Regions from separate parts of the Homo sapiens genome. Here all the other regions are linked to region 1. A link is a contact called in ENCODE Hi-C or POLR2A ChIA-PET data. All regions are on one chromosome and are shown on one strand. Each heading gives the region's core, a stretch centred on a gene start or an enhancer-like site at or near the end of the contact. The rest is flanking DNA. Distances are from core to core; before and after follow the strand shown.

What was found. Hi-C counts contacts between places; a loop is a spot of excess contacts on that map. ChIA-PET counts read pairs that join two places held with the same protein, here RNA polymerase II (POLR2A). Pooled maps may share reads with other maps.
Region 2: a map of naive thymus-derived CD4-positive, alpha-beta T cell shows a loop between it and region 1 (18-fold over the local background). The contact joins the promoter of KATNBL1 here to the promoter of DPH6-DT in region 1. A Hi-C loop is called at or near these places in 1 of 168 maps with a recorded cell type or tissue (naive thymus-derived CD4-positive, alpha-beta T cell) and 8 of 50 pooled maps. POLR2A ChIA-PET finds 5 or more read pairs at or near these places in 1 of 52 experiments (CD4-positive, alpha-beta T cell).
Region 3: a map of sigmoid colon shows a loop between it and region 1 (7-fold over the local background). The contact joins the promoter of SLC12A6 here to the promoter of DPH6-DT in region 1. A Hi-C loop is called at or near these places in 1 of 168 maps with a recorded cell type or tissue (sigmoid colon), 2 of 37 single-sample maps with no recorded cell type and 11 of 50 pooled maps. POLR2A ChIA-PET finds 5 or more read pairs at or near these places in 1 of 52 experiments (activated CD8-positive, alpha-beta memory T cell).

Annotation. Positions count from the first base shown.
Region 1 is chr15:35,544,743-35,547,767 of GRCh38, forward strand. It overlaps DPH6-DT (DPH6 divergent transcript), which reads left to right and starts at 1,453. Exons shown (of 3, transcript NR_038251.1): 1 at 1,453-1,731. It overlaps DPH6 (diphthamine biosynthesis 6), which reads right to left and starts at 1,423. Exons shown (of 9, transcript NM_080650.4): 1 at 1,377-1,423. The coding sequence starts at 1,399. RefSeq lists an enhancer at 424-1,358 and silencers at 1,406-1,545, 1,846-1,895.
Region 2 is chr15:34,208,681-34,211,705 of GRCh38, forward strand. KATNBL1 (katanin regulatory subunit B1 like 1) reads right to left here and starts at 1,416. Exons shown (of 10, transcript NM_024713.3): 1 at 1,271-1,416. RefSeq lists a silencer at 961-1,360.
Region 3 is chr15:34,336,275-34,339,299 of GRCh38, forward strand. SLC12A6 (solute carrier family 12 member 6) reads right to left here and starts at 1,507. Exons shown (of 26, transcript NM_001365088.1): 1 at 1,058-1,507; 2 at 136-478. The coding sequence starts at 406. RefSeq lists an enhancer at 1-72 and a silencer at 1,362-1,921.

The sequences.
Region 1 (3,025 bases), core at 203-2,702:
TAAAGCAACATATGCACATTACAGGTTATTTAGTGTAACTGACTCTACCAATCTTCTCTCCTCCCCTCCAATACTTCTAAGTCTTTGTTTGTTGTGCTTTACTTTAATCGTTAAACTTTTGGCAAGCGATGTAAATTTGAATTATTCACTTCCTGGGGTACTTTTAATTCTTAAAATAAGACACAATGGTTAAAGCTTAATCATTTATGTTACAGAGGACATTTACTGAACAACAATAATTATTGTGACATTATGGTCTAGTCTCCTAAAAATGACATTGAAGGAAAGGGAACCGGAATATTCCAGACACTACAGTAGGTCTGAAATCTCATATCAAGTCCTTAATAGGTCAAAACTTACAGCCAGTATCAATTACCTAAGGGACTTAACGAAAACGTTTATGAAATCTTCAATTGGATTACAAAAGCAAGCACATCGTTGCACTGTATCTAAGACACTCTACAGGGCAAAATCTCATGAAACAAGTATTTAAGTAGTCTAACTTTTTAATGTTGCTAGTGTGTTCCCTTCTGCCTCAGTTTATAGATTGAGTATGGAAATATTTAAGCAGGTTTGTTTTTGGTTTGTCAGTCACAGGACTTATTTAGACACTTAAATTTATGATTTGGTTACTACAGACATCAAACTCCTTTTGGAATACGGAGTATAGGGTAAGGTCACTCTAAAGCAATGATGAGAGTCCGAAGCAACAGCAACTGGATCTAGCATAAGACTAGTACAATTCGGTCTCTACCACGAAGAGAGATCTCTGTACTTGAGTGCCCAAAGGCAGAAACACACACATGCCATAAGCAATCCACATCTGTGAAGATGAGGGAGGGGTGGACTTCTTGGGATGGGCGGAAACACTTACAACTAGGGAGGAAGCCAGGCTGCGGCGGACCCAGCTGACCAAAGGAACTACAGAAGAGGACGAAGAAAGCGAGGGGGAAAGGGCGAGGGTTATTAACTGAGTTGATGGAATAAGGTAGTGGCTCCAAACTTCACGGCTCATTAGAGCTTGAAAAAAAAAAATCAGACGCCGGGTCGCACAGAAGTAATTAAACCAATCCCTCTGGCGGTGGGGCCCAGGCGTCGGTACTTTTTTTAATTTCCCACTTGAATCCAATGGGAATCCAAGTTTAAGGGCTAGAAGACCAGAGAGCGACAGACAGGGAGGAGGCGCGCCAGCCAGGGGCCGAGGCACATGCGGGCCGGCAACAGCGAAGGCTCCGCCTCTTCCTGTGGCTCGGAGGAGCCGCGGAACCCCCAACGCGCGACTCAGACGGAGACACCCACTCTTTCGGCGCTAGCGGCGGCTGGAAGGGACGAGAGCCTGGCCTAGGAGGAAGGAGGCGGCTCCAGGACCGCATTACCTGATCAGAGCCGCGACCCTCATGCTGGGCGCAGTGCGCGTGCGTGCGGCGAGCGCGGGCGGGAGCCAGGAGGTCGCGCCGCAGCTCGCGTGACGCACCGCGGGGCCTCGCCCGGGTGTTCGCTCCGCCGCCTGTCCGCGGATCGGCGCTGCGAGCCCCGCGGCTGCCTGCGGGACACCTGAGCGCGGAGGGTGCGGCACCTTGGCACCTTGACCCTGTGGCAGGGACATCTCGGCCCAGGAAAGAATGAGGTTTAGGCACGGCCTAACCACCTAAGTGAGGGCACTGAAGCTGCCGGGGGAAGGGCAAGGTCCGCGTTGCAGAGCCCAAGCCCAGTGGCGCAGGATTTGTTTTGGTAAGAGGGGATTTAGCGTCCCAATTGCTGCAAATTGACACAGTTGCGGACGTGCAAGCGCAGAAGAAATTTGTCCTTCCTCACCCCACAGAACAGAAACAACTGTACACTTCTGCTTTTTAACTTACATCTCCTCTGTCCTCCAAACCTGTGTGTCCAGATGTGAAACTCAGATCCCCAGGGGCTGTGGTAATTTTTAAATCTGGGGCTAGCCCCCCCCACCTCTAGGCCCTCTGTGGCTTTGGCTCTTGGTCAAGCTTGTGTATTTGACAAGGCCAGGCCAGGCTCTTCACCAAAGAGCAATGGCCTTGCAGAAAGAAAATCTAGCTTCTAAGTTTATTTGCCAAGTATGTATTGAGTGCCTTTCGTGTACCAGGCACTGTTTTAGACTCTGTGGATACAACCGTAAATAAAACAAAAACCCGGCATTCCGGGCATAGAGCTTAAATGGGGATGGAGAGAACAGACAATACATATCTTAAAGGTAAATAGTCTGTTGAAGAGTGAAAAGTGCTATTGGAAAGGGGCGGGGTGCGGTGGGGGAGAGTCAGGAGAGAGGTGGAGAGGCAAATTGCAGAATTAAATCGTGTCTATGTAGGCCTTATTGGTAAGATGAGAGTTGAGCCAATTTAAATAAGGAGAGTTCGCTATGTGTATGATTGGGGTGTGCTCCAGACAAGAAAAAAAAATCGAAGGCTCTAGGTGCGTTGTGTGTTTGTGGAAGATTAAGGCAGATCCGTGTTGCTGGAGCAGATTGAGCAAAGCAGAGAGTAGTGGAGAGCAGGTTAAGGTGATGGAGGGGAAGGATTATATAGGGTCTTGTAGGTAATTGCAGACTTTTGAAGGGTGTGACTTAAAATTTTAAAAGGATTGCAGTGTTGAGAATCCACCTATTAGGAAGCTGTTACAGTGTTCCAGTAGAGAGATGGCGGAGCCTAGAATCAACATGGTGAATTTGGTGAGAAGTAAGAGGATTCCAGCTCTATTTTGAAGATAGAGCCAATAGAATCAAATTCGATATGGGATACAAGAGAAAGAAAGTCATGAGGGATGATGCCAAAGGCATGAATTAAGTAAGTTAATATATGTAGGGAACTTAAAATTATGCCAGGTACATAGTAAGCATTCAATTTTATTTTGACATTCTCAACTCTAATAGTAGGGGTGACTAGAGCAGTGACAGTCTACATATCAGTTTTAGCGTCTAGAATCATACAGCTTTAAGATTTTGCAGTTATGAATATTTACCAAATGAGTCAAGTATTTAAGAAGTTTGCAGTCTAATTGGAGGAGA
Region 2 (3,025 bases), core at 166-2,665, 1.3 Mb before region 1:
ATGGATTTTTTGCTCAGGCACAAACCTTAAGTATAATCATCAAGAGCAGAAAACTTGAATGAATGGTGTGTGAATGAATGTATGTGTACACAAAAGCACACTCAGGTCTCCGAAGTTTAAGTAAATGAAATGAAAGGGCTTTGTAAACTAAAAAGAGCCACAGATAAAGGAGGTAGTAGAGCAACAGAGTTAAAAGCGTGGAGCCAGCCTGCTCGGGTGTTAATTATATTAGCTGTGTAACCCTGTACGGTACAAAAGTTACAATACTAAAATTTCCTGTGCCTTAGTTTCTTCACTGTCAAAATGGGGACAACAGTATATATCCCAAAGTAAAGCTCTTAATACGCCCAGCGCATAGAAAGCACAAAATAAATATTGCCCATCATTATGATCACACTGGCTAATATTATTATTGGCTAATATTAGTTATTAGCCAAGTAAAAGCCTCAATGGATGACGTTTCAATTCAAGTCTGAAGCTGGCTATCCAAAGAAACTCCAAAAAACCCAGCAGATTTAAGCTATTAGGTGGACTAGTTTCTCATAATTCTCGCAAGTGCTGAACTGATGATTATTACACACCTAATTTCTCTTACAATTTTTTTTAAATCAGCAAAGAAACTGACATAGGTATCTCTGTTTTCAAGGAACTTTATAAGCCACAAGAAAACAAACCAACTCTTTGTTATCTCCATATTTAAGCAATATAAGAGCGTAGTAAAAGCCTAGATACTTTACAGAACAACTTTTCAGAAAATACAGTAAGGTTTTTAAAGTTGCAATCGACAATTCTTATGCAGTTATGTCAAGTTTTTGTCCTGCGAAACAAAAGCTCATCCGTCAGGAATCCGAGGACCCGTCGGAAAATAAGGAAATGCCTGGGCCGGGCCTAGGCGCTCTGCGGAAAACCTGTCCTCAAAAATGCTCGCCCCACACTCGTTCTGTCCTTCCCCTTCCCCAGGTGCAGCTGTCGACTCCACCCGAAGATAAATAAGTGACAACAGGTTCGGTCCACGCCTCTCCCGGCCCAGTCCCCTGGAGCCCCCCAGCGCCCGCTGCCCGACTCTCCCCGCAGGGACCGGCAGAGGGGCTCCGCCCCGGCCTTGCCGCCCCGCCCCGGGACCCGGCAGCGCTGCCGCGAGCCCGGCCGAGCCGAGGCCGCCGCGGGGCCTGCAGGTGGGCCCAGGGCGCGGCCAAGCCCGGCTGGAGTAGCCCTGCCAGGGCAGGGCAGCTGCGGGCGCGGGGCTCGCACCGGCTCGGCAGTCACTTACCGGCGCCTCATGGTACCGCGGCGCCTCAGCCCAGCCTCGGCGCTGACGACCAGCGCCCGGCAGCCTAGAGAGTCCCTCGGCTTCTGGGCCGAGTCCCACTCAGGGCCATTCAAACGCGGCCGCGCGCGCGGCCCGCCGGGATAGCTGGCGCTGTGGGCGGCTCGCGGGCTCCGCCCAACGTTGGCTCCGCCCCTCTGGGGGTCGCTAAGGGCCGGAGGGGAAAAGGACCTGTGGCCACAGTGCCCCCTGGTGGCTAGAGCTTCGCACGGTAGCCTTGCTATGGCGCGAGAAGTGATACTGCGATAGGAACTGAGGGTGGGTAAAGGTCAACGAATGACCGACCGTGCGCTAGGAACAACCTAGTGTGGGAGACCGTGCCTTAGTGGTGTACCAGGAGGTGCAAACAATTTCCTATAAAGTTATGGTTCCGGGAGAGATTTATTCATTCACACCTATTTAAATACACTAAGAGTCTGGGCACAGTGGCTCACACCTGTAATCCCAGCACTTTGGGAGGCCGAGGCAGGAGGTTCACCTAAGCCCAGGAATTCAAGACCAGCCTGGACGACATGGGGACAACTACCCCCCACCCCCCACCTCCGCCCCCGTCTCTATAAAAATAAAAATGATACTAATAAACGCTCTAAGGCATAGTTTCTAAAAGCATGGATTGTGGAACTATGTGACCTTGAGCAAGTCACATAAACTCCTAGGTGCTTTGCTTTCCCCTTCTGTAAAATGGGGACAATAACAATAGTATCTGTCTCTTAGTGTTGTGAGGATTAAATGAATTAATACATATAAAATGCTTAGAGGAGTGCCCGGCATATGGTAAGCCCTTCGTGTTTGTTAGTCATCATTTTTTTAGTTCCTATTATGTGCCAAACTTTGTGCTAGACTCTTAAGAACACAAGAAATGTACATGATGCAGAACCTGTCCTCAGGAAGCTGGTTCGGTCTTGTTGGGATGGGGAACACTAAATTAGATTATGAGGTTAGGGTTGGGTCTGTAGATGATGAACTTTTAATTACTGAGGGCAGTTCTCTTCATTAGAACCAGGCTGCTCACCTTCATAGATAAGCCACCGGTCAAGGTTAGCCAAGCTGTGACAGGAGCAAGTTTGTCTATGGTGGTTCTCTCGCCCCTTGCAGAAACCAACCAAGCAGTGCCTTTGGTGGAAATACTTCCTCACCACAAGACTACATCCCTTGGCTTGCTTTTTCAGGCACTCATTTCGGAACTCAAGGCTTGCCTAGGGAGCAGGCTGCTTAAGTTTGGTTTAACAATCTTTTTGAAGGCCCGCCATGTGCCAGGCAAATTGTGCCTGGTGCTGGAAATCGCCTGAAGCAGCTCTCAGTGGCTTGAAAAACAGGAAAAGAGATCATTCCAATACACTGCAGTGATAAAAGGTATCTCCTAAATGCCGTGGGAGTTCCGAGCAATGGGAGGCCTGTCAGATAAACTGATCAGAACTAAGATGTCATCAGGTTGTTATAACTTTATGTATTTTTCCTCCCTAGTAACAGAGTCCTTACTTAATCAAAAAAAAAAAAAAAGTCATGTTGAAAATTGAGGCAAGACCTTAGGGCAGTGGGAAAATAGTTTTAGGATATTTGGCATAAGCAACACCTTTGAGAGCTTCTCGATTGTACCAAGCATAAGCAAGGCACATACATGCCTATGTGTGGGGCCACATCTGTTAACAGGTGGTACTGTTGAGAGAGTCCAGCTAGGTGAGTAAAGGAAGCTGGAGC
Region 3 (3,025 bases), core at 257-2,756, 1.2 Mb before region 1:
CACAAAGAGATGCCTTGGTTCCTGATGACTATTATAATCATAATTATATGATTATGATCTTCCAGATCCATAGATGGTCATCTTGGATAAAGAACCCAGTAATGAAAGTATGCTGCGGTCTGTGTTTCTACTTACCCTCGATGACATCCTGGGGGTGAGAAGTCCGGTCACTGGGTGGATCCAGTGCAACAGTTGCCAGCGAAGTGGTGGCCCCAGACATCTCACTCATAGGCTCACTCCGGCTTGTTTCAGGCACGCTTTCCCGGGAGCTAAATCTTACTCGGGAACTAGATCGAGAGCTGAGGTCCGGACTGGTGTCTGACAAACCTGGAATGTCATCGATCTTTGTCGGTGTCACCATGAACCGAACTGAAGCCATCTTGGTGGTGGTTTCTGGAGGATGCATTTTGTTCTTTTTAAGAACAAAAAAAGTGGGGGGAACCTCGCAAAATCTTCCTCTTACGCTAGCTACTTTTGACTGCAATACAAAAGATAACTTGAAAAATAACACATTTCAATAACCTTGATTCACACCACACAAAAAGCCCCAACTAAGAATACTTCTACTCAGAATTCAAGCCGACTGTCCTAGAAAGTGCATCACCAATAGGTGAATATATTTTTTAAGAGAGAAAAAAACAAAAAACAAAAAGACAAAACAATGCCAATCTTGTGTGACTTCTTTCCTTCAGAATGAAGAGCTACCTAGCTAACCCCTCTGGTCCGGGGCTGAAGGCTCAGTGCCATGGTCTCAGGGCAGCAGATGAAGCCTCCCTCCCCTCAGCCCCCAGTTTCCTGTCGAGGTAGTCCTTTATCTGGTGAGTGTCCCACGGTTCTAGTTGGGCGAAGTGCGTGCAGGCAAACCTTTATCAGGCGACTATAGCGTGGATCAGATTGCTAAAAGGTGTACACCCGGCCACCTGTTGTGTATCAGGTGAATACCCCACAGGTCTGGCTGGGGGGAGGTGTATGCAAAGCCACCCGGTGTTTTTGATGTCGACAATCCACTTGGGTCTGGTGGGAAAGGTGCACATGCATAACGGGAAAAATAACCCACACTACTGAGAGAAGGGTGAGCAGAGGAGGATGCAGGGGCAGAGCGGATTCCTGTCTCCGAGAGGTCGGTGGGGGTGGCGCGCCCGCTCTTCTCCTAGCAGAAAGGTCCTCGGGGTCTGGGAGGAGGTTAGCGGATCAAGACACCTCGGACTGCAGCTCAGAGTCGTGGCAAGTCGTAGCTAGTCCACTGAGCCACGGTCCGCTCGCTAGGTTTCTCCTGCGTGTGACAGGACGAGCCACCCCCTTTGCCGGAGGCGCGTTCTCCCCTACCCCCGCCCCGGCGCAGGTCACCCCCTCGTCGTTCTTCCTCAGGGTCCCAGTAGAGGAGGAGACGGCCACGCAGGCTGGCCTGACTGGGCAGCAGGGTGAGGGAGAAGGAGGTCGCAGGTGCAGTATCCCGGCGCCAGCTGATGCGGGTGCGCGCGCAGCTGTTGTTTACTAGCCGGTAACTGTTTCAGAGCCGCGGCGCGCGCAGGGTTCGCGCTGCCGGGGCTGGCGCCCCCTCCCCGGCCCGACGCCAGAGCAGCAGTTACGTGACCTGGCCTCCCCCAGCCCCGGGCCCGACGGGGTGCGCCCGCGCCGCCGCAGCCCTTCCCTTCCCTCCCCGCTTGTTCCTCATTCGAGGTGAACCTTGCGAAGAGAAGCCCGGGGGTGCAGTGAGAGGGCGGAACCGTCCCGCGGGCGCCCGAAAGCCCCGCCCAGCCGCCGCAGCCCGCGGTGACCGAGTGCAGCGCGCCTGCGCTCGCCGCGGGACACGGCAGGCGGGGCGGGGCCGAATACGAGTGGCCAGGGGCACGACGGGAGCTGTAGTCCAGGGCACGGCCCGACCCGCGTGAAGAGGGGAATAATCCTTTTCCTCGGTCCGGCTGTGCTGCACACTCACTCTGGAAGCATCCTAGAGGGCGGGCGCTGCTCCTCACCCTCAGAACCCGGGGAGCCATTTCTCTTTCATGAGTGTCTCTGAAAACATCATTCATGATTTCTTTAACCAGAAACACCGCTCCTATACCTGGGAATAACCCTCATTGTAATTTTTATGTAGAGGTCTACATACAAATAAACCACTTTTATGTAAAAAAAAAAAATTAAAACTATAAAGTAGGCCTGGCGCGGTGGTTCACGACTGTAATCCTAGCACTTTGGGAGGCTGAGGCGGGCGTGATCGATCACCTGAGCTCAGGAGTTCCAGACCAGCCTGGCCAGCATAGCGAAACCCCGTCTCTACCAAAAATTCAAAAATTAGCCGGGCGTGGTGGCGTGTGCCTGTAATCCCAGCTATTCCTTAGACTGAGGCAGGAGAATCGCTTGAGCTTGGGAGGCGGAGGTTGCAGTGAGCCGAGAACGCACCATTGCATTCCAGCCTGGGGGGACAAGAGCAAAACTCCGTCTCAAAGAAATAAATAAATAAAAATAAAACTATAAAGTACCTTAAACACATTTGTCCTACTTTAATTTTTTGTTGTTGTTCTTGTCCTTTTAATAAATGCTATGTCCACTTTCTAGTCAGACTGAAAGTTCCACTAAATAATACGTTTTTTTATACCTGGAGAAGACGTTGATGTATTTTCTCAAATCCATTCCATGTTTTCACCACTACATTTGTCGCTAGAATATTTTTTCTTAGTGTTTATTTAATGTATAAATGGTGGTGTTCGATAAATTCTGACTCACCAATGTTTTGTTTGAAAAGCTATTTCCTATAGCTGTGATCAAGACCTCTAAATTTAACAATCACCTGGGCCCAGAAACTGGCCCCCGGTTTTGCCTGGGGTCTTGGCTCCTCACAAGTGGTTATGTTTAAGCAGCACTCCTAGCAATGGGAACTGTATTCCCGGAAGTTCTCTTTTATCAAATGACACACAAAGTCCAAATCCTTTCAAGGATTAAAGGATCAAAAAGGTTAAAAAGATCCTGGTAACAAAATGAGAAATCCTAATGTAAAGTGTAAACCTCCTAAAGTTTGACTCTT